Regions from separate parts of the Homo sapiens genome. Here region 2 is linked to region 1. Evidence: chromatin loops called from intact Hi-C (ENCODE). Cell type or tissue: GM12878. All regions are shown on one strand. Links, peaks and the distances in the headings refer to the core of each region. The heading gives the core; the rest is flanking DNA. Region 1 has its middle 76 kb from the start of STEAP1B-AS1. Region 2 has its middle 29 kb from the start of IL6.

Evidence for each region. Peaks named below come from ENCODE experiments on the same cell type or tissue, not always from the same donor. Only the 100,000 strongest peaks of a DNase experiment are listed, where the experiment ranks them.
Region 2: it touches region 1 in a loop (4-fold over the local background); 2 of 110 quality-filtered maps call a loop at or near these places.

The regions. Positions count from the first base shown.
Region 1 is chr7:22,631,109-22,646,978 of GRCh38, forward strand. No RefSeq gene overlaps it. Among named protein-coding and RNA genes, the nearest start is that of STEAP1B-AS1, 76 kb to the left of the region's middle. In GM12878, for the core only: no CTCF peak of the experiment used is centred there; a DNase peak (open chromatin) is centred at 9,373.
Region 2 is chr7:22,690,079-22,705,948 of GRCh38, forward strand. No RefSeq gene overlaps it. Among named protein-coding and RNA genes, the nearest start is that of IL6, 29 kb to the right of the region's middle. In GM12878, for the core only: no CTCF peak of the experiment used is centred there; a DNase peak (open chromatin) is centred at 8,343.

The DNA.
Region 1 (15,870 bases), core at 7,017-12,016:
TGTGTAGTCCCCAAGGGAAAATGAGTTTATAACTGTATCAGTCCAGGTTCTCCACAAAAACTGGACCAACAGGCTATCCATGAAAGCATTTGTTTTAAGGAATTGGCTCACAGGATTGTGGGGGCTGGCATGTCCAAAATCCACAGGGCAGGCTGGCATGCTGGTAAATCAAGCAGGATTTTGATGTTACAGTCTCTCAGAATTCCTTCTTCTCTGGGAAACTTCAGTTTTGGCTCTTAAAACCAGCACTCATTGGTGAAGCCCACCCACATTGTGGAAGGTAATCACCCTTGCTTAAAGTGAATTGATTGTAGATGTTGATGACATCTACAAAATACCTTCATAGCAATATCTAGACTAGGGTTTGACCAAATGACTGGGCACCATAGCCTAGCCAAGTTGACACACAAAATTGACCATCACAATGACTTTGTTTTAGAACCAAACATGAGAATATTGGTTTTACATAGCTTTCTTCTCCCAAAAGCTTTCTCCTGCTTCATATTGGTTTTCCATCACTGTGTCACAAATTACCACAAACTTAGTGACTTAAAACACAAATTTATTATCTCATAATTTTCATAGCTCAGAAGTCTAGATATAGTGTAGCTGAATTCCCTCCTCAGGATCTTCCCTGACTGAAATCAAGGTGGGGCTGCATTCTCCTCTAGGGTTTGGGGTCCTTTTCCATGCTCTCTGGCTGTTGGCAGAATTCATTTCCTTAACAGTTGTAGGACTGAACTCTGCCAGCTGGGAACAACTTTCAGCCCTTAGAGGTCATCTACATTCCTTACCACGTGGCCCTTTCTCTTCTTAAGCCAATAAAAATATGTCAAATTCTCCTGTGTCAAATTTCTGCCTTTCTTGTCAGCCACCAGCTGGAGAAAACTCTCTGATTTTAAAGGGCTTATGTTATTCAGTCAGGCCACCAGATCATCCCCCTTTCGTAAGTAAACTGTGCCATATACATGACCTAATCACAGGAGTAAACTCCATTACACTCATGGTCCTGCATCATATCCATTATGCAGGAGATGTGTACATGGAGGAGGGTCCAGAATCTTGGGGCCCTCTTAGAATTCTGCCTACCACATTCTTCTTCAAGTTATTTGCAAAAGGTTTTACCTTCTATATTCAAGAAAATAACAGAATTAAAGTGAAATGCTCAAAAATCAATGACTGAGCAAACCCATTTTCCTAAGGAGTATAAGAAGTAGCTAGGGACTGAGCCATACCTTCCCACATAAGGAATCAGGAGAACTATCAAATAGAGCCTCGCTAAATAATGCATTCTCATAAAATGTAAAAGGGATCTCCCTTTCTTCCCTTATACAAACTCTGCCTTCAGAGTAAGAGTTTACTCATCTCTTCCCATTCTGAGATTTATTGGTAGCTTCTTGTAAAACCAGCCTCAGTTGCACCCAGCCACACAGAGATAAAAGACCTATGAAAGCAAAACCAGAGACCAAACAAAGAGCTGCCTTAACTCTTTTGGGATTGTATTTTTAAGTGATCACAAAAGGGGGAAGAAGAAAAAAAATCCCAAGCAGGGGCCCACCAACAGAGAGGTTTTATAGTAGTAATTCAACTTTCTTACACTCAGTTCCTTGTAGATTGTTATTTGCTGTTTTTAAGGAAACAGGATGGAAGGTGGAAAAGGCAACCTTAAAGAAGCGTGCAAAAACAAAATTCCAGACTTACAGAAATGATGACTGGATCACAAAATGTGTAGTCACACTTACGGGTGTTATCTTTTCATAACTCCTTCCTGTGTTTCTTCTGGGCCATTTTACCAAGAGATATCATGCATTCATCTGCCAAAAAATACAGTGGCAGCAAATGAGCCACACTTATTCATCAAATTTCTATTATACATAGGTCTGTACACTGGTTATACCACAGTCACTCAGTCCTTGCCCCAGAATGTTTTCCCAAAAAACCTTTACAGGAAAGTTAAAAAAAAAAAAAAAAGAGGTGCTTCAATTCTTTTACTTTTCTGTTACTGGAAACACTGAAAAAGGAATCCAGGTATCACTGGCTGAGAACTCATTTTTCTATGATCCAATCTATAATCCTATGCAACAGAGAAGAATCTAAGCCATTAAAAGTGGTTTTGAGTACTGCTTATATACCTATTTCAGCCTGTTATATGATGCACTGCATTTGACCATCAACTCAGAGACCTGCTGAAATGAACTGTTGGAAGTTCCCCTCAGGAGAACTTTTCCTCATTGAGAAGCCACAAATAATACCTCACTTGAAGTGTGATTAGAAAAGTTTACAAGGAACTGAAATATTCTCATGAATTTCAATGTTTAATTTAAGCATGTCTTCCCCAAAAGAAATCTAAACAAAAACCTTGCCAAATACCTCTGGTAGCAAGGAGAACTAATAATGGAATCTCCTGCCAAGTGTTCCGAGAGGTTGAGAATAATGATATCCATCTCAAGAGAATTTGTAGGTCATGGATTTTCCCTCCAATCCTAACATTTTCAGGAGCTTTCTATTTTTTATGCCCAGGATATTTCCTATTATATTTATTAAATGATGAAGAGGAGAGGGGATGGGGGACAAAGAAGTAATTAATTGGTTTCCTTGCATGTTATAACCTAAGGAGAAAGGCAGACATGGCATGATGAGGAAGAACATTGGAAGCACAGCCAAGGCAGAGGCTGGGAGGAGTCACTGAAAGCAATTAGTCATCCATCATCCCCATCCCCAAAAATCCTGAATAGGGAACGGAAAAAAGAGTCTTTTTGGGGGGGTCAGTGTTCAGAGCCCTTTGAACCAATTTCCTTGCCTCATTTGTAAATTAAAGACACTTTTCATCACCCAGACTTTATTTCAAATGAAGGTAAGAATAAGGATCTTATAAACACAAGTCTTCTTGACAACATAAATTATAGTTCCCAGAACTTTCCTTCACGTATTCCAATGTTATTACCACTGTTTACCACAATCACAAGCTATTCCCCTAGAGATATCTAAAAGATGAGCTATTTAAGTCAACACCTCCTACAAAGTAAATAACTTCTCAGCTCTCAGCTTTCATCCATCCAACATTTTCTTCTTTACAGTACTCCCTACTCTGCCTCTTGACTAAGGAAAATTAGATTCTCTTCTCTGGCTTAGCATTTTGTTTTGCAAGAGTGCTCACTTGCTTTTCTTCATTCCCCTGACAGCTCCATATCTGACAGCATTCCTTCTATGAGGATAATCCTCTTTGAATGAAAGACAAAAGTATTTGTTCAGTGTCTACTATATGTTCATGGTGTTGGCTTAGAGACTAAGGCAGAATCTCTCAAGTTTGCCATTATTGACAGTTTGAGCAGGAAAACCCCCTTTTCGTAGAGGGCCGTCCTGTGCATTGTAGAATGTTTAGCATCGTCCCTGGCCTCTATTCACTAGATTTCAGAAGCACCTCCCTCCCCAGCTGTGACAACCAAGAAATATCTCCAAACATTGTTAAATGTCCCTAAGGAGCAGATTTGTCCCCAGCTGAGAACAAGTAGACTAAGGGAATTTCAACAGAAATAGAAAAAAGAGTCCCTTTCCTTGAGGAGTGTAAAATCTTATGGAGACATAGATTGTTATACGGAAGCATCTTTAGAGATGATTTATGAATCTTCCTTTTTTATTAGTGAATACATCGAGTGAGGCACAGAGACATTAAGTGATTTGCTCAGTTGTACAACAGAAATATTCCAGAAAACAAAGGTAGCATATAATCAAGCCTAAATTGCATTTGTGTAGACCACAGATGCTATGAAAACCTAAAGAAGGGAGAGACTAATGCTAGTTAGTAGTGGCATGAAAGAGGTAGTACTACATCTCCAAAGATGAGCACTTGAAGGGTGAGATCAGCAGGGAGAAGAAGGAAGGGGATGCCTGGCATGATCATGCATGACTACAGCATATGTAACGGCCTAAAGGTAAGAGTAGAGCATGGAGCTTTAGAGGAATGAGGCAGGTACTAACTCAGAATGGCCAAAGATAAGGTTGGAGAGGTTAAATGGGTCCAAATTCTGGAGGCTGCTGACCTCCTGGATTAAGTCCAAGATCCGATTGAGAGCCCTTCAAAAAATGATTTCTGACATCCTCTTGGGGAAGGCAGAAAAACTGAAAACACGCTAATTGGGAGTCAAGAGATCTGGGTTCTAGTCCTAGCAATTCACTGACAGCTGTGTGACTAGGACAAGCTCATTTATTTCCCTTGGCCCCACTTCCTGCATCTGTAAAATGGGGGTCGAACTGCATGACCCCTGAGCTCCTGTCCAGCTGTTGCTTGTTCTGTTCACACCTGCTGTCACTTGCACTAATGGCCAAAGAGCTGTTTGCTGCTTGCCCTGATGTGTCTCAGCAGGTACCCTAAGGGGCCCTTGAGAGGAGGCTGTAACTTCTGGCCCAACCACAGGACATCAAATCCACATGTGAGCAGCCTGACTGCAAGGAAATGTGCTGGAGTACCAAATGTTCCTGATTAGTTGCAGTGTTTTCTGTTATTGAATAAGGCCTGCCATTTCCTGACTTTTACTAAATCCAAGATTGCACAGTTTACTGGGTTCAGAAAAAAGTAATGTACAACAGCTGAAGGGTAAGTGAAACAAGAACAAGGCATCTAACATGACATTGTCATATCATTTAGTAAATTCCAACAAAGACAGTAAAAGGTGTTAGTATAATTTGACATGGATGAGGGCAATCAAAGAAATAAATTAAGGACTTCTTTTCAATTAAGGACCTATCAACAAGATTAAAGGACAGCTGAAAAATAGAGAAAGAAGGCCGGGCACAGTGGCTCACTCCTGTAATCCCAGCACTTTGGGAGGCCAAGGTGGGTGGTCACCGGAGGTCAGGAGTTTGAGACCAGCCCGACCAATATGGTGAAACCCCATCTCTACAAAAAATACAAAAATTAGCTGGGCGTGGTGGTGCACACCTGTAGTCCCAGCTACTTGGGAGACCAAGGCAGGAGAATCACTTGAACCCAGGAAGCAGAGGTTGCAGTGAGCCAAGATCGTGCCACTGCACCCCAGCCTGGGCGACGAAGCAAGACTACGTCTCAAAAAAAAAAAAAAATTAAAAAAATAGAGAAAGATATTTGTAATGTCTAAAACCAATGAGAGATGGCAACTAGAATGAATATACATGGAATTCCTGAAGGTCAAAAAAAGAAAGCAGTCCCAACAGGAAAATCAGCAAAGGCTATAAATGGACAATTTCCAAAAAAGAAAACCAAAAAAACTATCAAGTATACCATTAAATACTCAAAGTAAAAGATAATCAGTAAAATGGAAAATTAAAGAAATGGTGAGATTTTGATTTATACTTGTTAGACTAGTAGAAAATTAGAAAGCTGTGTAATAGGAAGTGTTGGCAGAAATGTTGGCACTTATGTGCACTGTTGGTGGGACTATAAACTGGTACAATCAATGTGGAGACCAATCTGGCAGATACTTAGTTTAACAAAATCTATTCATAACTATGACCTTTGTTGAGTGAATATCTGTATTGGTTCCTTTTTTAAGTTTATTTTTTAAATTTTATTGTAAATTAATAATTTATAACTATATGGAGTACAAAGTGATGCTATGATTTATGAATACAATATGAAATAATTAAATCAGGCTAATTAACATATTCATTACCTCAAATACTTTGATTCATATCAAATACTTTTATCATTTTTTGTGGTCAGAACATTTGAAATTTATTCCCTTAGCCATTTTGAAATACGCAGTACACTATTATTAAATATATTCACCACACTATGCAATAAAGCTCAATGAAAAAACACTTATTCCTCCTGTCTAACGGAGACTTCATGCCCTTTGGCCATCATGTCTCCATTTCCTGCCCCCGCTCAGCCTCGGTAACCACCACTCTACCCTTTGCTCTATGAATTCGAGTGTTTTAGAATCCACATATATGTGAGAATATGAGGTAATTGTCTTTCTGTGCCTGGCTCATTTTATTCAGCATGTTGTCCAATTCCATCTATGTTGTTGCAAATGACAGAATTTCATGGTTTTTTTTTTTTTTTTTTTTTTTTTTTTGAGATAGAGTCTCACTCTGTCACCCAGGCTTCAGTGCAGTGGCACAGTCACTGCAACCTCCACCTCCTGAGTCCAAGCAATGGCACACCAAGCTAATTTTTGTATTTTTAGTACAGACAGGGTTTCACCATGTTGACCAGGCTGGTCTCAAACTCCTGGCCTCAAGTGATCTGCCCACCTTGACCTCCCAAAGTGCTGGAATTACAAGTGTGTGCCACCATGCCAGGCTAATTTTTCTATTTTTAGTACAGACGGGGTTTTGCCATGTTGGCCAGGCTGATCTCAATCTCCTGGCCTCAAGTGATCAGCCTGCCTCAGTCTGCTGAAGTGCTGAATTACAGGTGTGAGCCAACACTATTGCCTGTTTTTCATTTCTTGAGACAGGGTCTCGCTCTGTCACCCAGGCTGGAGTGATGCAATCATAGCTCACTGCAGCGTCAAACTCCTGGGCTCAAGGGGGCCTCCCGCCTCAGCCTCCCAAGTAGCTGGGACTACATGTGTGCCCCACCATGTCTAATTTTTAGAGAAAAATTTTGTAGAGATGGTGCCTTGCTATGTTGCCCAGGCTGGTCTCAAACTCCTGGCCTCAAGAGATCCTCCCACCTTGACCTCTCAAAGTGTTGGGATTACAGACGTGAGCCACTGCACCCAGTTTTTAAAGGCTGAGTAGTATTCAATTCCATATTTTCTTTATCCGTTTGTCTGTTGATGGACACATAGGTTGATTCATAACTTGACTATTGCATATGGTGCTGCAGTGAACATGGGAGTACAAGATAATTTCAAATCTCTTGGGTAAATGCCCAGAAATGAAATTACTGGATCATATGGTAATTCTATTTTTATTTTTTTGAGGAACCTCCATACAGTTTTCCATAATGGTTGGACTAATTCACATTTCTATCAACAGTTTATAAGGATTCCCTTTTCTCCACATCCTTGCCAAGACTTATCTTTCATCTTTTTGATAACAGCCATTCTGACAGGTGTTAAGTGATATTTCATTGTGGATTTAATTTGCATTTCCCTAATGATTAGCAATGTTGAGCATTTTTTCTTATATCTGTTGGCCATTTGTATATCTTTTGAGAAATGCTTATTCAGTTCCCTTACCCATTTTTAAATTGCGTTATTTATTTTATTTTTTATTTTTAAACATACTCCAACTTATGTTTTGTAAGTGGTTTCACTAATCATAACAGTACTAATATTTATTAAACATTTTTATATACCAGACACTGATCTTAACACTCGATATAAACCATTTCATCCAATACTCCATATAAACCCATTAAGGAGGCACTACGATTACCACCATTTTCGAAATGAAGAGTATGAGACACAGAGAGGTTAAGAAACTTTCCCAAGATCACACAAGTAGGAAGTAGCAGGGCAAGGATTTAAACTCAGGCAGTCTGACTTTAGAGTTTACAACCATAATACCATATGGCCTCCCCTATGTATAAAAGATGGTTGGTTTTAATATTTTGATACATAAATATAAAATTATGGTGTTTGGGCCAGGTGCGGTGGCTCATGCCTGTAATCCCAGCACTTTGGGAGGCCGACGCGGGCAGATCACGAGGTCAGGACATCGAGACCATCCTGGCTAACACAGTGAAACCCCATCTCTACTAAAAATACAAAATATATATATATTAGCTGGGCATGGTGGCGGGCGCCTGTAGTCCCAGCTACTTGGGAGGCTGAGGCAGGGGAATGGCGTGAACCCGGGAGGCGGAACTTGCAGTGAGCCAAGATCGCGCCACTGCACTCCAGCCTGGGCGACAGAGCGAGACTCCGTCTCAAAAAAAAAAAAAAAAAAAAATTACGGTGTTTAAGGCCTATGACCAGGTCACTACAGCGAGGGATTATCAAACTGCCACCTACACAGCAGTCTCTGCTTCATTGTCCTGGAACAATATGCTAAATTAACTTTAGACATGGGTATCTGAAAAGCATTTCACCAGGTTTCCCACAGAGCCAAGCAATCTCTGAAGGCCATTGAGAAATTGTCTAGAATCTCCACTAGTAATTAAGTATCTCCCAATCTAACGTCTCACCAGAGTTCTAGGCCTCTGTTTCCCACTCCCTACAGCTCAGCACCTACATACTCTATCATCTCATGCGGCAACACTCTCCTCCTTGCACACCAAGCTCCACTTCACTGTCATATTTTCAATGCCTTGAAGTAACTAAGCTCTTTCCTGCTTTACTTCCTTTATGTTTTCCCTCTGCCTAAAATGCTGTCATTTGACTGAATAAAATAAATAAATGAGTGAATGAATAAATGTATGAATAATGCCAAATTCATTATCATTTTATCCAAACAACTCCTCTTCTGGACCTTTCCCTCCCAAGCACTCACGTCATGCTGGACTTCACTTTCTCCCTCTCCCTGGATATGTGATTAGTCACTATACACAACAGATTCTCCTATGTGAAGTTTCCCGCATGTAGCCATTCCTTTTCTTTACTACCCTAGCCTCAGCTCGTAACACTGGGTGTTTTGTGCAATAGCCTTCTAACTGAACTTTGCCAATACTTCTTTCATTTATTGTTTCACAAATTATCTCCTTTGACTCGGACCTCATGCCAGGCACTGAATTAGGTGCTTTGGAGACAATGATGGATAAGACAGATACATTATCTATTCTCCCGACGTTTCCCATAGCTTATGTATTTACATATTATACTACTGACAGATTAATTTTCCTCAAATGCCACAAGTTTCCACCCCTTTAAAAATCTTCTATAGCTTCTTGTTGTCTAGAGAAAATAGTTCAAAATTCTTAGTCTAATATTTTCATTCCTACAAATTCATCTTCCATTGTTCACTTGAGTGTCACCGCTATGCCAGCTATAGGTTTCCTGCTTGTAAATGTGCCATACTATCTCCTGTCTTGGTTCTTCTGCTTGAGCCAGTCCCCCTATCTAAAATGCCTTCTCCCTAACTTTTATTTAGGTCTCACTTTTTCCCCCTCCAGTTTTGTTGAAGTACAATTGACAAATAAATATTTTATAAATTTAAGTTGTAAACATGACATTTTGTTATATATAAACATTATGAAGTGATTACCACAATCACACTAATTAACATAGCTACCTCACATAGTTACCTGGTTTTTTTGTTGCTATTGCCGCTTTTTGGGTTTGGTGATGAGAACGCTTAAGATCTACTCTTAGCATATTTCAAGCATACAATACCTTATTGTTAACTATAGTCACCATGCTGTACAGTACATCTCCAGAACTTATTCATTTTATAACTGAAAGTTTCTACCCTTTGACCAAAATCCCCCATTCTCCCCCTCCACCCAACTACCGGCAACCACCGTTTTACTCTCAGTTTCTATGAGTTCAACTTGCTTAGATTCTACACATAAGTGAGATGATTCAGTACGTATCTTTCCGTGTCTAGCTTATTTCATTTAGCATAATGTCCTCACGTTCATCCGTGTTGTCACAAATAATAAGATTTCCTTCTTTTTTTAAACATTGAATAATATTTCATTATAAATATAATAAGTATATAAATCACATTTTCTTTATCCATTTATCTGTTAAAGGACACTTATGATGTTTCCATATCTTGTCTATGGTGAATGATGTTTCAATGAACATGGGAGTGCAGATATCTCTTTGAAATACTGATTTTATTTCTTTTGGGTACATATTGAGAAAAGGGATTGATGGGTCATAATTTTTTGAGAAACCTCCAAACTGCTTTCCATAATGGCTGCACAAATTTGTAATCTCACCAACAGTGTACAGGAGTTCCCTTTTCTCCAAATCCTCACCAACACTTACTATCTTTTACTATTTTTCAAAATAGGATTCCTATTTTGAAAATAGCAATCCTAACAGGCATGAAGTGATATCTCATTGTGATTTTGATTTGCATTTCCCTGATGATTTGTGATGTTGAGCACTTTTCCATGTACCTGTTTGTCATTTGTATGTTGTCTTTGAAAAAATAGACATTCAGGTCTTTTGCCCATTTTTAAATTGTTTTTTGTTTTGTTTTATTTTGTTTTCTGCTATTGAGGTTGAGGTTATATGACTTCCTTATATATTTTGGTCATTAACTTTTCATCAAATATATAGTTTGCAAATATTTTCTTCCATCCCATAGGTTGCCTTTTAATTTTGTTGTTTCTTTTGTGGCACAAAATATTTTTAGTTTGATGTAGCTCCCCTTGTTTACTTTTGCTTTTGTTGACATGTTTTTGGTGTTATATTTACTAAATCATTATGAAGACCAATGTCAAGGTGCTTTTCCCGTATGTTTTCTTCTAGAATTTTTGGTTTCAGGCTTGTGTTTAATCCATTTTTAGTTTGTTTCTTTGTATGATAAAAGGGCCCAATTTCATTCTTTTGCATATGGCTATTCCATTTTCCTAATACCACTTATAAAAGAGACTATGCTTTCCCCCATTGTGTCTTCTTGGATACTTTGTACAAGATTAGTTGACCATATTTCCTTGAGTTTATTTCTGGGCTCTCTGTTCTGTTCCACCGGTCTGTGACTGTTTTTATGCCAGTACCATACTGTTTTGATTACTATAGTTTTATAAGAGAATTTGAAATCAGATAGTGTGATTCCTCTAGCTTTGTTCTTATTTCTCAGGATTCCTTTGGCTATTCAGGGTTTTGTGGTGCCATACAAATTAAAATTTCTTTTTCTATTTCTGTAAAATATGTCACTGTAATTTTTATACGGATTGCATTGAATGTGAAGATTGCTTTGAGTAGTATAGACACTTTAACAAACACTATTTCTTCTAATCCATGAACCCGGGATATCTTTTTATTTATTTCAGTCTTCCTTAATTTCTTTCATTAATGTTTTATAATTTTCAGTGCACAGATCTTTCACCTACTTAAATTCATTCCTAGGTATTTTCTTCTTTTTGATTCTACAATAAATGCAATTGTTTTCCTAATTTCTTAATAAATTATTAATTTTCCATATATTCTATTGCTAGTGTCAGAGGCACAAGTGATTTTTATACGTTAAATTTGTATCCTGCATCTTTACTAAATTCTTTTATTAGTTCTACCAGATTTTTGGTGGAATCTTTAGGGTTTTCTATGTACAAGATCATGTTATCTACAAACAGAAACTATTTAATTTCTTTCCTGGTTTGGATATTTTTATCTCTTTTTCTTGCCTAATTACTATGGCTAGAACTTCTAGCACTATGTTGAATAGAAATGACAAGAATGGGCATCCTTGTCTTGCTTCTGATTTTGGAAGAAAAGCTTTCAACTTTTCACCATTGAGTATGATAGTAGCTGTGGGGTTGTCCTATATGGCCTTTATTACATTGAGGTACTTTCCTTTTATACCCTTTTTGATGAGAATTTTTATCATGAAATGAGGGTGATTTTATAGAATACTTCTTCTGTATCTATTGAGATGATCATATAATTTTTATCCCTCATTCTTAAATGTGGTGTATCACATTTACTGATTTGCATAAGCTGAACCATCCTTGCATCCCAAGGATAAATCCACTTGTTTGGGGTGAATGATCTTTTTAATGTGCTGTTGAATCCCATTTGGTAGTATTTTATTTAGGATTTTTGCATCTATGTTTATCAGGAATACTGGTATATGGTTTTTTTTCTTTTAGTGTCCTTGTCTAGCTTTGATATCAGGGTAACACTGGCCTCATAAAAGGAATTTGGAAGCGTTCCCTCTTCTTCAGTATTTTAGAAAAGGTTGAGAAGAATTCATACTAATTCTGCTTTAAATGTTTGACAGAATTCACCCATGAATCCATTTGTTTCTAGGCTTTTCATTGTTGGGAGATTTTTGTTATTGGTTCAATCTCATTACCCATTATTGGTCTGCTCAGATTTTCTGTTTATTCATGATTTAGTATTGGTAGGATGTAGTTTCTAAGGATTTATTCATTTCTTTCAGGTTACCCAATTTGTTGGCTATTCATCCTATTCTCTTATGATTCTTTGCATATATGTGGGATCAGTTGTAATGTCTCCTCTTTTATTTCTGATTTCATTTGAGTATTCTCTCTTTTTTTCTCAGTCTAACTTTGTCTATTTTGGCTGCCAAACTAAAATTGTTTAGTTTGTCAATTTTGTCAATTTTTGTCAGTGTAGGTTTGTCGATCTTGTCTTTTAAAAAACTTTAGTTTTGTTGATCTTTCCTATTATTCTTCTAATCTCTATTTTATTTATTTTTTGCTCTGATCTTTGTTATTTCCTTCCTTCTGCTAACTGTGAGCTTAGTTTGCTCTTTTTCTAGTTCCTTGAGGTATAGAGTTAGGTTGTTTTCTGAGATCTTTCTCTTTCCTAAAATAGGTGTTTATTGTTACAAGCGTCTTCCTCAGAACTACTTTTGCAGCATCCAATAAGTTTAGGTATGTTGAGTTTCCATTTTAATTTGTCTCAATGTTTTTAATTTCCCTTTGGTTTCTCTTTTGACCCATTGATTGCTCAAAAGTATATTGTTTAATTTCCACATATTTGTGAGTTTTCCAGTTTTCCTATTATTTACTTCTAGTTTTATACCATCATGGTTGGAAAGGATACTTGATATGATTTCAATATTCTTGAATTTATTAAGACTTGTTTTATGACATAATATATGATCCACCCTGGAGAATGTTCCATGCACACTTGAGAAGAATGTATATTCTGCTACTGTTGGATGGAATGTGCTGTATATGTCTGTTGATTCCATTTGGTTTATAGGATTGTTTAAACCTAATGTTTCCGTATTGATTTTCCATCTGGACAATCTATCCATTGTTGACAGTTGGGTATTAAAGTCCTCTACTATTATTGTACTATTTCTCCTTACCAGTTCTGTTAATATTTGATTTATACCAATATTACCAGTTAATGTTGTACTAATGACAGTGTATTGGTATTATCAGTTTATGTTAATATTATCAGTTCTGTTAATGTTTGTTTTATATATTTAGTTGCTCCAATGTTGGGTGAATAAATCTTTACTATTGCTATATCTTCTTGATGAAGTGATTCTTTTATCATTAAACAATTATCTTCTTTCTTTTATTGTAACAGTTTTTTACTTAAAGTCTATTTTTTCTGTTATAAGTATAACCACTCCTGCTCTCTTCTGGTTACCATTTTCACGAAATATCTCTTTCCACCCTCTGCTTTCAGCCTATGTGTATCCTCGAAGCTAAAGTGAATCTCTCATAGGAAGCATATAATTGTCTTCTTTTTAATTCATTCAACCATTCTATTTTTTAATGGGAGAATTTAATCCATTTAAAGTCACTTTTGATAGTAAAGACTTATTGTTTTATTTTATTTTATTTTTTAAAGACAGAGTCTTGCTCTGTCACTGAGGCTGAAGTGCAGTGGCACAATCACACTATCATAGCTCACTGTAACCTTGAACTCCTGAAACTCCTGGGCTCAAGTGATCCTCCCACCTCAGCCTCCAGAGTAGCAAGGGCTACAGGTGTGTACTCCCATGCCTAGCTAATTCTTTAAAATTTTTTGTAGAGACAGAGTCTTGCTATGTTGCTCAGGGTAGTCTCGAACTCCTGGCCTCAAGTGATCCTCCTGCCTCAGCCATCCAAAGTGCTGGGATTATAGACATGAGCCACTGTGCCAGCCTGCCATTTTGTTAATTGTTTCTGACTATGCAGTAGTTTTCTTGTACGTTTTGTCCTCTCTTGCAGTCTTCCTTTGTGGGGTTTTTTTTTTTTTTTTTTTTTTTTTTTTTTTTTTTTTTTTTTTTGCTGTGGTATGTTTGATTCTGTTCTCTTCATCATTTTGTATACACTATAGATTTTTGCTTCATGGTTACCATGAGGCATACATAAAACATCTTATAGCAGTCTGTTTTAAGCTGATAACAGCTTCACTTCAGTTGCATACAAATACTATACTTTTGCCTCTCTCTGACCCCGCATTTTATGGGTTTTTTTTAGTCACAATTTACATCTTTTATATTATGTATCCACTAATGAAATAGTGTAGTTATACTTTTAGTACTTTTATCTTTTAACCTTTATAGAGTTAAAAGTGACTTACATACCATTACATATGAGAATATCATGAATTTGCTATATTTATCAAACATAAAATATCAAATATTATACTATAATACTATAAATACTGTAAATATTATAGTATAATATTATACTATAATATTTACCTTTACATGCAAATTTTATGCTTTCATATATTTTCATCTTAGTAACTGTGTCCTTTTATTGCAGCTTGAAGAACTCCATTTAGCATTTCTTGTAAGACAGGTCTAGTGGTGATAAACTCCCTCAGCTTTTGTTTATCTGGGAAAGTCTTTATCTCTCCTTCATTTCTGAAGGTCAGCTTTTCTGGAGAAAGTATTGTTGATTGACAGTTTTTTCTTTCAGCCTTTTGAATATATTATCCCATTCTTTCTTAGTCTGTAAAGTTTCTGCTGAGAAATCTGCTGACAGCCTTATGAAGATTCTCTTGTGTCTGATATGTCACTTTTGTCTTGCTGCTTTTGAATTTCTTTTTTTTTTTTTGACTTCTGACAATTTGATTATATATATATATGTCTCTGTCATGACTTACTTGGGTTGAGAATGGGAACTTTTGAGCTTCATTAATCTGAATGTCTGTATCTCCCAAGGTTTAATAAGTTTTCAGCCTTATTTCTTAAATAAGCTTTCTTCCCTTTTCTCTCTCTTCTATTTCTGAGGCCCCTGTAATGCAAATATTGTGGCACTTAATGGTGTCTTATAAGTCCCATAGCTTTTTTTTTTTTTTTTACTTTTTCTTTCTTTTTTCTCCACCAACTAGATAATTTCAAAAGGCTTGTCTTTAAGTTCACAGATTCTTTCTTCAGCTTGATTGACTTTGCTGTTGAAGTCCTCTACTGCATTTTTCATTTCATTCATTGTATTCTTTAGCTCCAAGATTTCTTTTTGGTTCTTTTCATGATTTCTATCTCTTTGTTGAATTTCTAGTTTTGTTCACACATTATGTTCCTGATTTTGTGGAGTTATCTACCTGTGTTCTCTTGTATCCCACTGACCTTTTTTAAAATAATTATTTTGAATTCATTTTCAAGCAATTCATAGACCTCCATTTATTTGGGGTCAGTTATAAGAAAATTATTGTGCTCCTTTGGTAGTGTCATGTTTCCTTGACTTTTTGTATTTCCTGTGGCTTTGCATTGATATCTGCACACTTGAGGGAGCAGTCACCTATTCCAGACATTACAGATTAGCCTCAGTGGGGGAAATACTTTCACCTCCAGGAAGGTGTGGGAACGCCAGTTGGGTGGGGTACAGCAGCTCTGGTTTCAGAGAGTGTGCTGTGGTGTACTCTTCATGCAGCTCTATCATTGAGGTCAGCACTGGGGACAACTCTAGGAGTCCTAGACAGCCAAGGCTACAGATATCTGAAGTTATGGCAGCAGCAGCAAAGGCTGTTGGGATCCTTGGCGGCAAAGACTTCTGGGATCTCCCTGTTAGCTCTTTTTCCTCTAGGGAAAGAAGTCCTAACCGAGGGGATCCTTCTTGGTGCCAGGTCTGGTATGGCCTGCAGGCAGTTGCAGCAGCACTGGGTTCTGGGGTATGAGTATTCAGAGCAGCAGCAGAGATGGGCCCCAGAAAACTCTGGGGTGTTCCCCAGTGGCATGGGCTCTGGTGAGAGGATGAAGTGCAGTGGTGGCTTGGGCCACAGAAGGCAGGGCACAGCAGCAGCATGGCCCCAGGCCAACATTTCCAAAAGTTTTAACCCATTCCAGCATCAACTTTAAGTTCCAAATCTAATCTAAACATCACCAACTCAAAAAGTTACAAATTGC
Region 2 (15,870 bases), core at 6,135-11,134, 58 kb after region 1:
TATGCGGCTTTCTGGTCCTGTGTTTCTACAAACAATGGAGAGAGGTTTATTTTTGGATTCTTAGTTATTACCTATCTGTGTTGATAGGTGTAAGTTACAAACATCCATCACATATCTCTCCACCCTATGGCACATTTCTCTTCTTTACTTTTACGAAGTTATCTTACTACTAATGTACGGGAAAGAGAAGTTATCTAAGTAAGTTATCCCTAGCTACTGCTATATCAGAAACCACTCTTTCCCTTGACAGAATGCTAAGGACTGCTAACACCTGCATGCATCCTCAGCCGACCAGGAATATCTTCAACTGCCCAAACCCTGTCTTGGAAGCAGCTGCTGCTCCTGAAGACTGCTAGGGAGTAAAGGGAAAGAATAACATGGAGTGGGAAAACCATTTCTTAGTTTTTATAAAAATGAGGATGCATGTGTGTAAATATTCAAACTGGAAGAGACAGCACTTTTATAAGGTTGGGGTTGAAGACAAATTATGGAAACTAAGAATGAAATTAAACAGTGGGTCAGGAAAGAGGTAACAGATCTAAAAAACTAAAAATCAATTTGCTTCTTGCCACAAAATTACTTTCTCCCTCAAAACAATTTTTATCACCCTAATAATTTGCTGGGGTTTTAGCAGGATTGGTTGGTTGTTTTTATTTCTGGGACACATGTAGTCCTATGTATTTAAATGACTTTTTTTTTTTTGCCAAATGTGAAATGTGGCCAACATTAGCATTCTCACCTATGTCCTCAACAGACGCTCCTGGATTTGTCTTTCTTTAGGAGAACAAACATTTTTTGACATTTACAACAGCCCTCAGGATTCACTAAGAAATTATCTATCCACTCTTACAAATCATTTAGAAAGACAGCAGGCCAAAGAAAAACAAAGGACATCAACATAAAGGGGACACTATACACGTGATGCTCAATATCCACGAATAACAGTAAAAGAGTGAGGACTAAAAAATGAATAATATTCAATGTTGATCAAAGCGTGGAGAAGCATCTATTGTTTGTGGGAGTATAAACCAGTGCAATTTCTCATAAGAGAAATTTGATAGACCTATCAAAACTGTAAATGCACATACCCTTTGTCCCAGAAATCTCACTTCTGGATATTTATCTTGCAGATTTAATATGGCATAGATCCATATTCAGAGATATTCATTAAAGCAATATTTGAAATAGCAAAAAAATCTGGAAACAATTTAAGTATCCATCAAAAAGAGAGACTGATTATAGCAATCATGGTAACTTCACATCGTAAAGTATTATGTAGTTCCTTAAAAAGATCAGGAAACCAGTCATAAATATATTTTAATTACATTGTATTTCATAGTCATATACGGGAACTTATTTTAAAAGTCAAATGACATTAAGATTCTTAAAATGAAATATCATAATTCCCTGTTCTCCTCCCCAGTTCCCTGGTTCCTTCCCCAGAAACACTCTTGTCTCACTATCTTAGCTGTGATATCTTCTGGCATTTACTCATCACCTTATTTCTAAACCAGTACTGTTGTTTCTGGGACACATGTGATTTTATTTATTTAAATGAATTTTTTGGCAAATACAAAATATAGAAGTATAATACAAGCCACATATGTAATTTTAAATTTTCTGGTAGCCACATTTAAAATAATTAAAAGAAATAGGTCCAGGAATGGTGGCTCACGTCTGTAATCCCAGAACTTTGGGAGGCAGAGCCTAGCAGATCAGTCGAGGCCAGGAATTTGAGACCAGCCTGGCCATCATGGCGAAACCCCATCTCTACAGAAAATACAAAAATTAGCCAAGCGTGGTGGTGCACGCCTATAATCCCAGCTACTCAGGTGGCTGAGGCACAAGAATAGTTTGAACCCAGGAGGCAGAGATTACAGTGAGCCAAGATTGTGGCACTGTACTCCAGCCTGGGTGACAGAGTGAGTCTCTGTCTGAAAAAAAAAAAAGAAAAAAGAAATAGGTAAAATGAACTTTAATAAAATCTTTTATTCAATCTAATACATTCAAAATATATCATTGCAACATGTAATCAATATAAATATTCTTTTTTTTTTTTTTTTTTTTTTTTGAGACAAGGTTTCATTTTGCTGCCCAGGCTGGAGTGCAGTGGCATGAACATGTCTCACTGCAATCCTGGGCTCAAGCAATCCTCCAGCCTCAGCCTCCCATGCAGCTGAGACTATAGGCACATGCCACCAGGTCCTGCTATTTTTTTTTTATTTTTTGTAGGTACAGGATCTCACTTTGTTGCCCAGGATGGTCTCGAAATCTTGGGCTTAAGCAATCCTTCTGCCTCAGCCTGCCAAAGTGCTGGGATTACAGGCATGAGCCACTGTGCCCAGGTAAAAATTCTTAATGAGATATTTTATGTTCTTTTTTTTTCTTCTTTACTAAATCTTCAAAATTCAGTGAGTAGTACACACGAACAACATATCTCAATTTGGACCAGCCACATTTCTAGTGCTCAGTAGTCACATATGGCTATTGAAGCTAGTGACAATCATATTGGATAACACAGCTCTAAACAGAATTCTGCTGTTTTTTGATTCATTATTGACTTCCTACAATGGGTAAATGATGGTCTAGCTCTCCTAGGACTGTACTTTCTCTTTATGACTTTATAATACATTATATTTTTTGATTAACTATTCAGTATTTGCATTATATTCCCATGCAAATATTAATCACAGCAAGCATTGCAGTGTGCTATGAAAGTGTTTATTCTTGTTTCTTTTCCCTGAATTTAATAATTGCCATTTTTTAAGCTTATCTTGAGAATCTTTATACCTATTATATTAACTCTTCCACACCAGCAAATGGCCTTTCAGTGCAGTGTTCCGCTAGTCAGTCCCATCAATTTATCAATTTCCAATGGTCTCCCCTCTTCTACTTGCTTGCTTTATACTCTTTTTTTTGAGACAGGGTCTCACTCTGTTGCCCACGCTGGAGTGCAGTGGCGTGATCTCAGCTCACTGCAACTTCTGCCTCCCAGATTCAGACGAGTCTCCTGCCTCAGCCTCCTGAGCAGCTGGGATTACAGATGTGTGCCACCACAGCTGGCTAATTCTTATATTTTTAGTAGACGGGGCTTCACCATGTTTGCCAGGCTGATCTCAAACTCCTGACTTCAAGTGATCCGATCCACTGGCCTCAGCCTCCAAAGTGCTGGGATTACAGCCATGAGCCACTGCACCTGGTCTGTAACCTCATTCCAATCAAACTAATCTTCTAGTAGTATATGTCTGTACTACCCAAAGTGATGCACAGAGTCAATGCATCCTATCAAAATTCCTACTGAATTTGTGGCCGAATTAGAAAAACACATCCTAAAAATCATATAAAACCTCAAGAGACCCCCAAATAGCAAAAACAATTTTGAAAAAAAAAAAAGACAAATTTGCAGGACTCACAACTCCTGATTTTAAAACATATTACAAATCAACAATAATCAAAATGTCATGGTGCTGACATAAAGACAGATATACAGAGCAATGGAATAGAATAGAGACCCCAGAAATAAACTTTCACATATATGGTCAAATGATCTTTGACAAGGGAACCAAGACCAATCAACGGAAAAGGATAGTCTCTTCAACAAATGGTGCTGTGGAAACAAGATACCTGCCTGCAAAAGAATGAAGTTGGATCAGTATCTTACACTATCTACAAAAATTAACTCAAAATGGATTAAAGATTAAAAATAAGACCCAAAACAATAAAACTCCTAGAAGAAAGGATATGAAAAACAAATTTAAAAAAAACACCACATAATTAAAAGAAAGAAAAGAAACAATAAGAAGAGAAAATTTGGAAAAAAGCTTCATAACACTGGATTTGGCCGTGATTTATTGAATGTAACACCAAAAGCACAGGCAACAAAAGGAAAAATAGGCAAATGGGACTACAACAAACTTTACAACTTTGTGCATCAATGGACACGATCAACATCATGGACAGGTAGACTACAAAATGAAAGAAAATATTTGCAAATCATATATCTGATAAGGGATTAATATCTGGAATGTATAAAGAACTCTTGTAACTCAGCATCAAAAAAATCAAATAACTCAATTTTTTAAGTGACCAAAGAACTCAAACAGACATTTACCAAAGATGACATACAAATGGCCAACAGTCATGGTGCTCAACATCACTAATCAGCAGAGGAATGGAGATCAAAACCACAACGTGATATCACTTCACACCGATTAGAATGGCTACTATAAAAAAATAAATAAGTGTTGCCAAAAATGTGGAGAAATTAGAACCCTTGTATACTGTTGCTGGGATTATAAATGGTGCGACTGCTAAGGAAAACAGTGTGGTGGTTTCTCACAAAATTAAAAATAGTAGTAACATATGATCCAGCAATCCCAGTTCAGAGTATAGATTCAAAATAATTGAAAGCAGAATCTCAAATTGATATTTGCATATCCATATTCACAGCAAGAGTATTCACAATAGCCAAGAGGTGGAAGCAACCTAAATGTCCATCAGTGAATAAAGAGATAATCAAAATATGGTATGTACATACAATGGAATATTATTCAATCTTCACATGGAAGAAAATCTGTCACATGCTGCAAAATGGATTAACCTTGAGGACTTTATGCTAAGTGAAATAAGTCAGTCACCAAAAGCAAATACTCTCTGGATCCACTAACATGAGGTATCTAAAATAGTCAAATTCATGGAAACAGAAAGTAGAATTGTGGTTACCAGGCTAAAGGGAGGGGGCCTAGGAGGTTATCGTTCAATGGGTATAGACTTTCAGTTTTGCAAGATAAAAAAGTTCTAAAGATCTGTTCCACAACAATGTGAATATATTTACCGCTATTGAACAGTACAATTTAAAATTTGGGGGATATTAAATTTTATGTTATGTGCTTCCTACCAGTTTTTAAAAAGACAAGTATAATGGCAGAAGATTTGGCAATGACAGTACTCAAGCCACCTCCTGAGTCACGATGTTCCAATCTGTACTGACTGCCCTCTTCAATTAATGTGTAATCGTCATCCTGGGATCTCCCTTCACCACTCTCCAGGAGATTCCCTTTCCCTTCTCCACAGCGATGGATCTTCTGCTTTCTGTATTCCATGCCTTCCTCTTTCTTGGCTTATTTACTCATCCATATGAAATGTATCCTCCAGGAGCTTCCTGAGAAAGAAGACTTAAAAATGTTTTTTTGAGTTGCCTGCCTGAAATTATCTTTTTGTTATGTGTTGTTTTGTTTTCTCTTCTCACTTGATCCACAGTTTGGCTTGCAATAGAAATCTAGGTTGGAAATAAATGTCCTTCACATGTTTGAAAGCATTGTCCGTTGTCTTCTGGCTTTCAGTGCTGCTGGTAAGAAGTTGCTGATCTCTTGTGCGTGATCTGTTTTTTTTTTTTTTTATTGTTGTTTTATTTTCTCTCTGGGAGCTTATAGAATCTTCCTTATCCCTAATGTGATAAAATTTCACATTATGCTGGAGGTATTTTTTCATCCATTACACTGAACATCACTGGGACCCTTTAACCTCAAAATCCACGCCCATCAGTTCTGAAAAATGTTATCTCCTCCATGTTCTCTGTTCTCTCTTTCTTTCCGGGAATTGTTGAAGCTTTATGTGTTTCTGCTAGCACAGGTCACATTCTCTAGGGTGTAGTCTTGTGCATGAAGAAATATTTTCCCTGAGGATATTAATGTCATGTTTCTTCTACCTGCACAAATTACTTTTCTGTTTATTTTGGACTTTCCTGTGTTAGATGATGTCCTTACATAGCTGGTTGTCTATGTTGATTGGAAGCCTTGAGGATGGGGCTCACTGATTTTGACCTTCTCTGTAGACTGATCTGGGTGGCGCAGGGTCCATATCTTTATGTGTTTCTGCTTAAGCAATCCTCCCGCCTCAGTCTTCTGAGTAGCTGAGACTACAGACATGCACCACCATGCCTGGCTAAATTTTGTATTTTATGCCTGGCTAAATTTTGTATTTTTTGTGGAAACAGGATTTTGACATGTTGCCCAGGCTGGTCTTGAACTCCTGGGCTCAAGTGATCCGCCCACCTCAGCCTCCCAAAGTGGTGGAATTGCAGGCATGAGCCACTGTGCCCAGCCTCCATTCTGCAGTTTTAGTGGAGTTTTTGGAATACAACAAAATTATGTGTTCAAGCTACCATAACCCAGCAGTCCCCTCAAATTTTTAAAAAAGAAAAAAATTCAGAACAGATAACATAGTATGTTCCCATTTACGTGAAAACAATGTGAGACTATACAGTGGTTGATATGTACTGATAAGTACAAAAAAGACATCTGGAAAAATAAATGAGAATGAGTTTTTTTTTTTTTCTTTCACTTTGTATCCTTCTGTACTGGTTGGTTTCTTTTTCAAAAGCTATAAGCATGAATAATTGTGAAGACCTAGTTTTTTAAAAAAAATCTTAAAGACCTAGTTAAAAAAATAAAATCATATTTAAGAAAGAGGGCATGTCACAAGTCAGGGTGAATCTCCCTGAACCTACTCTAGATTGTCAATGGTATCAGAGAGGGTTAGAACCACTTACACAATTGGAAAGCACACAAGCTCTTAAGTCTGGTTTCAGGAACCTTGAAAATACATTCAAGGTTTCTCCCACTTAGGCCGTTCTGCTTCCAGGAATAAAAACAGCCTGAACTTTAACTCTTGATCCAGAAAAAAAGGAGTAGTATGAAATAGACTAGGCCAGACCTCCTTGGCTTCTGAAGTACCTCTGACAAGACTTTCCTGCTCCACTTACCACACCCTCCCCAGTCCCTCACCTAACACCCGCTAGCTCAGGCACACCGTAATCAGGACTTCCCAGCTCACTGAAAAATGTCTGCCTGAGTGATTCATACATAGCATAGCCAGGGCTACTCCAAATCTGCCCCTGTGGAGCCTTCATTCTTTTAACAAATGTTTATTTGTGGCAGAAGAGTGTAATTATCTATCCAAACTATTAGGTTCAAATCCTGGCTCCTCAAGTGACTAGCAAATTACTTAACCTTTCTGTGCTCAGCTTCCTCATTTATAAAATGGAGATGATCATGATGACTGCCTTCAGGCTGCAGCAGAGACTCAGCGGTTGACACCTGTGAATGCTTACTGGGCATCTCCCTATACAAAGATGGTTCTAGGTCAAACAGATACAGAAGTCATCAAAATAGAGTTTCCTGCTCCCGTGGAATTTAAGGTCTAGTAGAAAAGGCACAATTCAGTTCTCTTAATACAAACTAACAAACAAAAAAACACAAATAACAAATGATTACACATTGTAATGAGGTCCATAAAGGAAGAGTAAAAGTACAATGAAGGTTACAATAGGGAATGTGCTTATATTTAAATTCTGGATCATGATTTCCCAGCTCTAGTACTGAAGTTACTTAAACAGAAGCAGCAGCCAACAGAGTTGGTGGGTTCAATCGATTTTGTGTCTTTTCTCATGTCACAAACTTGTTAGAGTTCAACAGGCAGGAATTCAATGGTTTTGCAACAAAAGGTACTCAGAAAAAGCTCCCTTTCTTTGCCAACAGTGAGTGTATGTTATAGAATCTTCTACTCAGGATTGCATTTTTAAAGAAATGTCCCTTGGCCAGGTGGAGTGGCTCATGCCTGTAATCCCAGAACTTTGGGAGCCCGAGGCTGGTGGATCACTTGAGCTTAGAAGCTCAAGACCAGCCTGGGCAACATAGTGAGACCCTTGTCTAAAAAAAAAAAAAAAAAAAAAAGGAAATAAAATAAAATAAATGGCCCCTTTTCTAAAGGTTTGATAGACCTTTGGAATATGTTAATAAACAAGTAGGCAGATTCCAATTTGCCTGTGCTTTGGAGAAAAGGAGAGCTATGCAGGTTATTTCTTTCCCAACTAAAACATAAGTGCCTATTTGCTCTCTAGAATTGTCAGCACATTCTAAGCATGAAGTGCAAAGGCACCACATACCTTATCTCGGATAGTCCCTAATATCACAATGCCAACTTTCTGGTTCTCTGGGACACTCCCAGCTGCCCCAGGGAAGATCTCAGAGCCTCCCCACCCCATCTCTCCCTCAGGCCAATAGTTTGGCCTGATTTAACCATCTACTAATTTTAGAGTCTGTCTAGGCATAGATTATAGCCTAAAGCAATTTGCAATTATGATTTACAATAGTATGAAATTTGTGACATGATCAATCCAAAGGTCTCAGAGAGCACCCTAGTGCTATGATTCTCACAGGCAAAGGAATTCAGTGGATTATGAAGAGCTACAGATTTCCATTTTCTTTTCCTCATTATCTAGGGCTCAAGCTTTGATGCAAATCATGACAGTCTGTGGCCTCCAGCCTGACTCTGTTTCTGGTTTTAATGATCAAAGGGATTTCCCCAGCAGTTCAGTAAAAGAGAGAGAGGAAGGGTAATTTACTAAGTACTTCCCTTCCTCACAGTCACGAGGTCCCTGCTATTTCCTATCTGAGACACTCAGATTAGAAAGTATCAATAAAGATGGCCAAGAAGGAATATATTAAATAGAAGTTACCTTACAATAAAGAGAACATAAAAGATACACATGTATTAACATGGCTGAACTAAGTGTAAATGTATGAAAGATGAGCCTTGGGTGACGGGGGCCAGATAGGATACATCAAGGGAGATTTAGGGAAGAGTTGGACATAAACATCATTCATTCATTAAACAATTTTTTTTTATTGAGGATCTACTGCGTGCCAGGCACTGTTCTAGATGCTAGGGGAACAACAGTGACTCGTACCTCAGGGACTGAGCAAAATCAGTCCCATTATTTGCTTTTGTAGAATATATAATATGATGGGAAAGACCGAAATTAATCAAGTAGTTACACAAATGAGTGTATTAATTACAGACTGTGATGAGCACGCATATAGAAAAAGTGGGGGAGGGTGCCTAGGAGTGCCTGTAACAGGAACCCAACAAACCGGAAGCAGTTAAAAAGGTTTTCTTAAGAAAGGGAGCCTTGAGGTAAGAACTGAAGGATGAGTAGGAGCTGACTGGGCAAAGGAGGAGGAAGAGAGAAAGAAGTATTCCAGCAAGTGGGTGTCATGCACAGCGGCCCTGTGGCAGGGAGGAGCTGACACATTCAGAGAGCTGGAAGAAGACGCACAGAAGGGAGAATGATGGAGAATGGGATGAGGTTAAGACTGAAGAGCAGGACCTTGCAGGACATGGGAGGCTATGTCATGTTGTATTTCCAAACTAACAGCTATAGGGAACCATTGAAGGTTTTTATTTATGTATTTATTTATTTATTTATTATTTTTTTGAGACAGAGTTTTGCTCTTATCGCACAGGCTGGAGTGCAATGGCAAGATCTCGGCTCATCGCAACCTCCGCCTCCTGGGTTCAAATGGTTTTCCTGCCTCAGCCTTCCAAGTAGCTGGAATTACAGGCACCCACCTCCATGCCCAGCTAATTTTTGTATTTTTAGTAGAGACAGGGTTTCATCATATTGGCCAGGCTGGTCTCAAACTCCTGACCTCAGGTGATCCACCCACCTTGGCCTCCCAAAGTGCTGGGATTACAGGCGTGAGCCACCACACCCAGTCTGACGGTTCTAAAACAGGTGATGGAGAGAGAGGAGATTCACATTGTGAAAAGTTTGCCCTGAGACCAGATAGAAAGTTATCGTCCACATGGGAGGTGATGGAGACTTGGTGGTGGAGTCAGAGAGAAGTAGATAAATCTGAAAGTTATTTACAAGTTTAAAACCAACAGGACACCAGGTGCAGTGGCTCACGCCTGTAATCCCAGCACTTTGGGAGGCCAAGGCGGGCGGATCACAATGTCAGGAGTTCGAGACCAGCCTGACCAACATGGTGAAACCCTGTCTCTACTAAAAATACACACACACAAAAAATTAGCTGGGCATCTGGCCAACACAGTGAAACACCGTCTCTACTTAAAATACAAAAATTAGCTGGGCTTGGTGGTGGGCGCCTGTAATCCCAGCAGCTACTCAGGAGGCTGAGGCAGGAGAATCATTTGAATCTGGGAGGTAGAGGTTGCAGTGAACCAAGATCGAGCCTTTCCACTCCTGTGCGACAGAGCCTGTGTCTGTCGCATTAGCCTGTGCAACAGAGCGAGACTCTATTTCAAAAACAACAACAACAACAACAACAACAGGACTTCCAGAAGATTACATATGGGGTACAGGAGAAGGAATCCATGGAATCCATGACTGCCAGGTTTTTACTGGGGCTTAAGGAGGAAGACAGTAGCGCTGGCAAAAGCTGGGAAGGAGGACAGGCAGGTGAGCTGGTGCACCTTTGAGCTGAATGATGGGTCTGTCTAGGGTGTCTCTTGCTGAAGAACTTTTGAACTCTTATAGTAGGAGACAACACTAGAGGATCAATAGAGAAAGTTGGAAAACTCTGGATCGACTTGCACCTGGAAACTGATGAGCTCTGTGGTGTTAGGCAAGTCAGTTCACCTCTGTGGATTTCAGTTCCCTGAAAGGTCCTTCACACCTTCCTCCCATATCAGAATCTCCTGAAGTGCTTGTGAACATGCACATACATGGACAATTGTCTGCATTGGATAATGAAAAAGCACAGATTTAAAAGACTTGCCTAAGATGGTACAGGCAGAGCCAAAATGAGGGCTCCAGTCCAGGTCTGACTCACTCTAAAACTGTAAGATATGAGTAAAAGGAGTGAATGGAGATGGTCCCAAACAGAATTTCCATAGCATCGCCAGTGATACTTCAGCATGTAAGTGGGCCAGGCTTGGGAAAAAGCTGTAGCTGTCCCCTTATCTCCTAGTTGGAGAGTGCTACAGTTAAGTTTCATTATTTCATCATTTCCTCTGCTGACCCAGGGCAGGCACCACCACATCCTCAACCAGGGACACACACAGGACTCTCACATTTTACCAAACAAAAAATCCTACAAACAAGCCTAAAATTTCCCTTTGAAGCCAAATGGGAGAACCAAATCTACCTCAACTTTACTCTAAAGCTGTTTTTTAACACATATACTAATAACATTTTTAAAAGAATTTCAGGATGTTGACTCTCTAGAAACCGTGACAAACATATAATTGAGTTTTTAAAAAATAAGGTTGACATATCAACCTGTCATATGACCTATGAAATGCTTTCAAGAAACCCGTGCAAAATTAAAGAGAGCTCTTCAAGACATCAAACACACAAAAAGAAGTTATTTGGGGCCGGGTGCGGTGGCTCACACCTGTAATCCCAGCACTTTGGGAGGCCGCAAAGGGCAAATCACTTGAGGTCAGGCATTATAGACCAGCTTGGCCAAAATGGTGAAACCCTGTCTACACTAAAAATACAAAAATTTAGTTGGACATGGTGGCGTGTGCCTGTAATCCCAGCTACTTGGGTGACTGAGGCAGGAGAATCACTGAAACCCGGGAGGCGGAAGTTGCAGCAAGCCAAGATCACACCACTGCACTCCAGCCTGGGTGACACAGCGAGACTGCCTCAAAAAAACAAAAAATAAGAAGTTATTTTGTTGGAACTGATTTTTTAAAAAATTATCTACCTAAATAATCCACATAAATTAGCCACACAAAAATAATCCAAAGTAGACCTGGATTTGTAGAGCACTTAGAGCTTTGGGTCTTTGTTGTTTCCTGATAGTTTCTAATGGGCTTGCTGTGTTTTCCCAACTAGCCTACAATAAAGTCTAGTACTCCCTTTTTCATTCCCATCAGTGCCAAGGACATGTTAAATTATTTAGCATAGTACTAGGTGCATAATAAAAGTACTAAGAGCAAGCAGTTAAGGAATTCTAAATACATTATATGCATTAAGTGATTTATCTTCTCAGCAGCCCATAGAAATGGGAAAACTGAGGTCACACAGCTAATAAATGGCAGAGTTAGAATTCCCACCCAGTCTATAGGATTCTCAACACCCATGAATCTTATCTGTCACAATGCATTGGTAATCATTCCTATTTCTCCTTCCTTCCTATTTCTTCCCCTCTTTTCTTCCAAATGTATTCTCATGTTCTATTAATCACTGACATAGTTATAAAAACCATTCCCCTTCTGGGCACAATGGCTCACGCCTGTCATCTCAACAGTTTGGGAGGCTGAGGCTGAGATGGAAGGACTGCTTGAGGCCAGGAGTTCTAGACCAGCTTGGGAAACATAGTGAGACCCTGTCTCTACAAAAAATTAAAAAAAATTTTAAAACAACAACAAAAACCCATTCTCTTAAGGGAAAAGCATAACTTCATATCAGTAGATAAGATAAAGTGCTAAAACCTTTTTAGCCAATCTTTTTGTTTTTGTTTTTTCGAGACAGAGTCTCACTCTGTCGCCCAGGCTGGAGTGCAGTGGCATAATCTCTGCTCACTGCAACCTCTGCCTCCCGGGTCAAAATGATTTCCTGCCTTGGCCGACAGAGTAGCTGGGATTACAGGTTCATGCCACCAGATCCAACTAATTTTTGTATTTCTTTAGTAGAGACAGGGTTTCACCATATTGACCAGGCTGATCTGGAACTCCTGACCTCAGATGATCCTCCTGCCTCGGCCTCCCAAAGTGCTGGGATTATAGGTGTGAGCCACCGCGCCTGGCCCTTTTTAGTCAATCTTAAATGCACATACCAGTTAGTCGAGCAATCTCATTGCTAGAGATATAGCCAAAGGATATACTCACACAAATATGCAAAACACCACAAAGCTGTATTTAGTAATGTTCACTAGAGCATTGTTTGTACAGAAAACTGGATATGACCTAAATGTCCATCAGTAGGAGACTAAATAAATTACTTTGTATGGAATTCTATGCTGCTCTTAAAAAAAAAGAATGAGGTAGATATGTGTACATGAGTATAGAAAAATCTTCAAGAAATATTAAATGGAAGCAGAAGTAACAGAGCATTATATGTAATATGATCTCACTTTGGATTGTTAAACTAATAAAAAATAGATCACTGTAGGTAATTTTTGAAGTATTTCTCAATTTTTGTTTCTGTATCAGCAAGGTTATTTCTCTCCCTGAACTTGTACTTAGCATTTAGACTAAGATATTGCACTAGAGTTTAGACAAAAGATAAGCCCTGGAGAAGTCTCTAGCAGAGAGGAAGGAGAAATGAAATAAAAGCCTAACCTTCAGGCTGGATGGGCTCTGGAGAGAAGAGGAAACCCAGAGGGCTTGCAGAGGGTCAGATATGTGGGTTATGGAAATCCTGCCTCCCAAGTCAAAATTCCAGAGGGGAGGTGTGAGGTTGAGGGGAAAGTTGAAAGCAGCGGGGCTCTTGCTCCTTTCATTTCACTGGTCAGGAAGATACTGTCAGGCCTCTGAGCCCAAGCTAAGCCATCATATCCCCTGTGACCTGCACGTACACATCCATATGGCCGGTTCCTGCCTTAACTGATGACATTCCACCACAAAAGAAGTGAAAATGGCCTGTTCCTGCCTTAACTGATGACATTATCTTGTGAAATTCCTTCTCCTGGCTCATCCTGGCTCAAAAGCTCCCCTACTGAGCACCTCGTGACCCCCACTCCTGCCCGACAGAGAACAACCCCTTTGACTGTAATTTTCCTTTACCTACCCAGATCCTATAAAATGGCCCCACCCCCATCTCCCTTTGCTGACTCTCTTCGAACTCAGCCTGCCTGCACCCAGGTGAAATAAACAGCCTTGTTGCTCACACAAAGCCTGTTTGGTGGTCTCTTCACACGGACGCACATGAAATTTGGTGCCATGACTCGAATCGGGGGACCTCCTTGGGAGGTTGGGGGATCTCCCTTGGGAGATCAATCCCCTGTCCTCCTGCTCTTTGCTCCATGAAAAAGATCCACCTACGACCTTGGGTCCTCAGACCCACCAGCCCAAGGAACATCTCACTAATTTTAAATTGGGTAAGCGGCCTCTTCTTACTCTCTTCTCCAACCTCTCTCACTATCCCTCGACCACTTTCTCCTTTCAATCTTGGCACCACCCTTCAATCTCTCCCTTCTCTTAATTTCAGTTCCTTTCCTTTTCTGGTAGAGACAGGAGACGCATTTTATCTGTGGACCCAAAACTCTGGTGCCTGTCACGGACTCGGGAAGACAGTCTTCCCTTGATGTTTATCACGCGAGGACGCCTGCCTGATTATTCACCCACGTTTCAGAGGTGTCCAACCACGCAGGGACGACTGCCTTGGTCCTTCACCCTTAGCAGCAAGTACCGCTTTTCTGGGGGGCAAGAACCCCCCAACCCCTTCTCCTTCACCCTGAGTGGCAAGTGCCGCTTTTCTAGGGGGCAAGAACCCCCCGATCCCTTATTTCCACGCCCTGACCCCTTATCTCCACACCCTGACCCCTTATCTCTGTGCCCCAACCCTTTATTTCCACACCCCGACCCCTTTCCCACTTTTCTGGAGGGTAAGAACCCCCGAACCCCTTCCCTCCGTGTCTCTACTCTCTCTTTTCTCTAGGCTTGCCTCCTTCACTATGGGCAAACTTCCACCCTCCATTCCCCCTTCTTCTCCCTTAGCCTGTGTTCTTAAAAACCTAAAACCTCTTCAACTCACACCTGACCTAAAACCTAAAGGCCTTATTTTCTTCTACAATGCCGCTTGACCCCAATACAAACTCGATAGTGGTTCCAAACAGCCAGAAAACAGCACTTTCATTTTTTCCATCTTACAAGATCTAAATAATTCTTGTCATAAAATGGGCAAGTGGTCTGAGGTGCCTGACGTCCAGGCATTCTTTTACACATCAGTCCTCCCTAGTCTGTGTTCCCAATGCAACTCGTCCCAAATCTTCCCTCTTTCCTTCCCGCCTGTCCCCTCAGTCCCAACCCCAAGTGTCGCCGAGTCTTTCTAATCTTCCTTTTCTACAGACCCATCTGACCTCTCTCCTCCATGCCAGGCCCAGCTAGGTCCCAATTCTTCCTCAGCCTCTGCTCCTCCACCCTATAATCCTTTTATCACCTCCCCTCCTCACACCCAGTCTGGCTTACAGTTTCGTTCCATGACTAGCCCTCCCCCACCTGCCCAGCAATTTCCTCTTAAAAAGTAGCTGGAGCTAAAGGCATAGTCAAGGTTAATGCTCCTTTTCTTTATCCCAAATAAGAGAGCATTTAGGCTCTTTTTCATGAAATATGAAAAACCCAGCCCAGTTCATGGCTCATTTGGCAGCAACCCTGAGACACTTTACAGCCCTAGACCCTAAAAGGTCAAAAGGCCGTCTTATTCTCAACACACATTTTATTACCCAATCCACTCCCGACTTTAAATAAATCTCCAAAAATTAAATTCCGGCCCTCAAACCCCACAACAGGACTTAATTAACCTCACCTTCAAGGTGTACAAAAATAGAAAAAAGTTGCAATTCCTTGCCTCCACTGTGAGACAAACCCCAGCCACATCTCCAGCACACAAGAACTTCCAAATACCTGAACCACAGCAGCCAGGCGTTCCTCCAGAACCTCCTCCCCCAGGAGCTTGCTACAAGTGCTGGAAATCTGGCCACTGCGCCAAGGAATGCCCACAGCCCAGGATTCCTCCTAAGCCGTGTCCCATCTGTGCGGGACCCCCAAGAAAATCGGACTGTTCAACTCACCTGGCAGCCACTTCCAGAGCCCCTGGAACTCTGGCCCAAGGCTCTCTGACTGACTCCTTCCCAGATCTTCTCGGCTTAGCAGCTGAAGACTGACACTGCCCAATCACCTCAGAAGCCTACAGGACCATCACAGACACTCTAGGTAACTCTCACAGTGGAGGGTAAGTCCGTCCCCTTCTTAATCAATACGGAGGCTACCCACTCCACATTACCTTCTTTTCAAGGGCCTGTTTCCCTTGCCTCCATAACTGTTGTGGGTATTGATGGCCAAGCTTCAAAACCCCTGAAAACTCCCCCACTCTAGTGCCAACTTGGACAACAC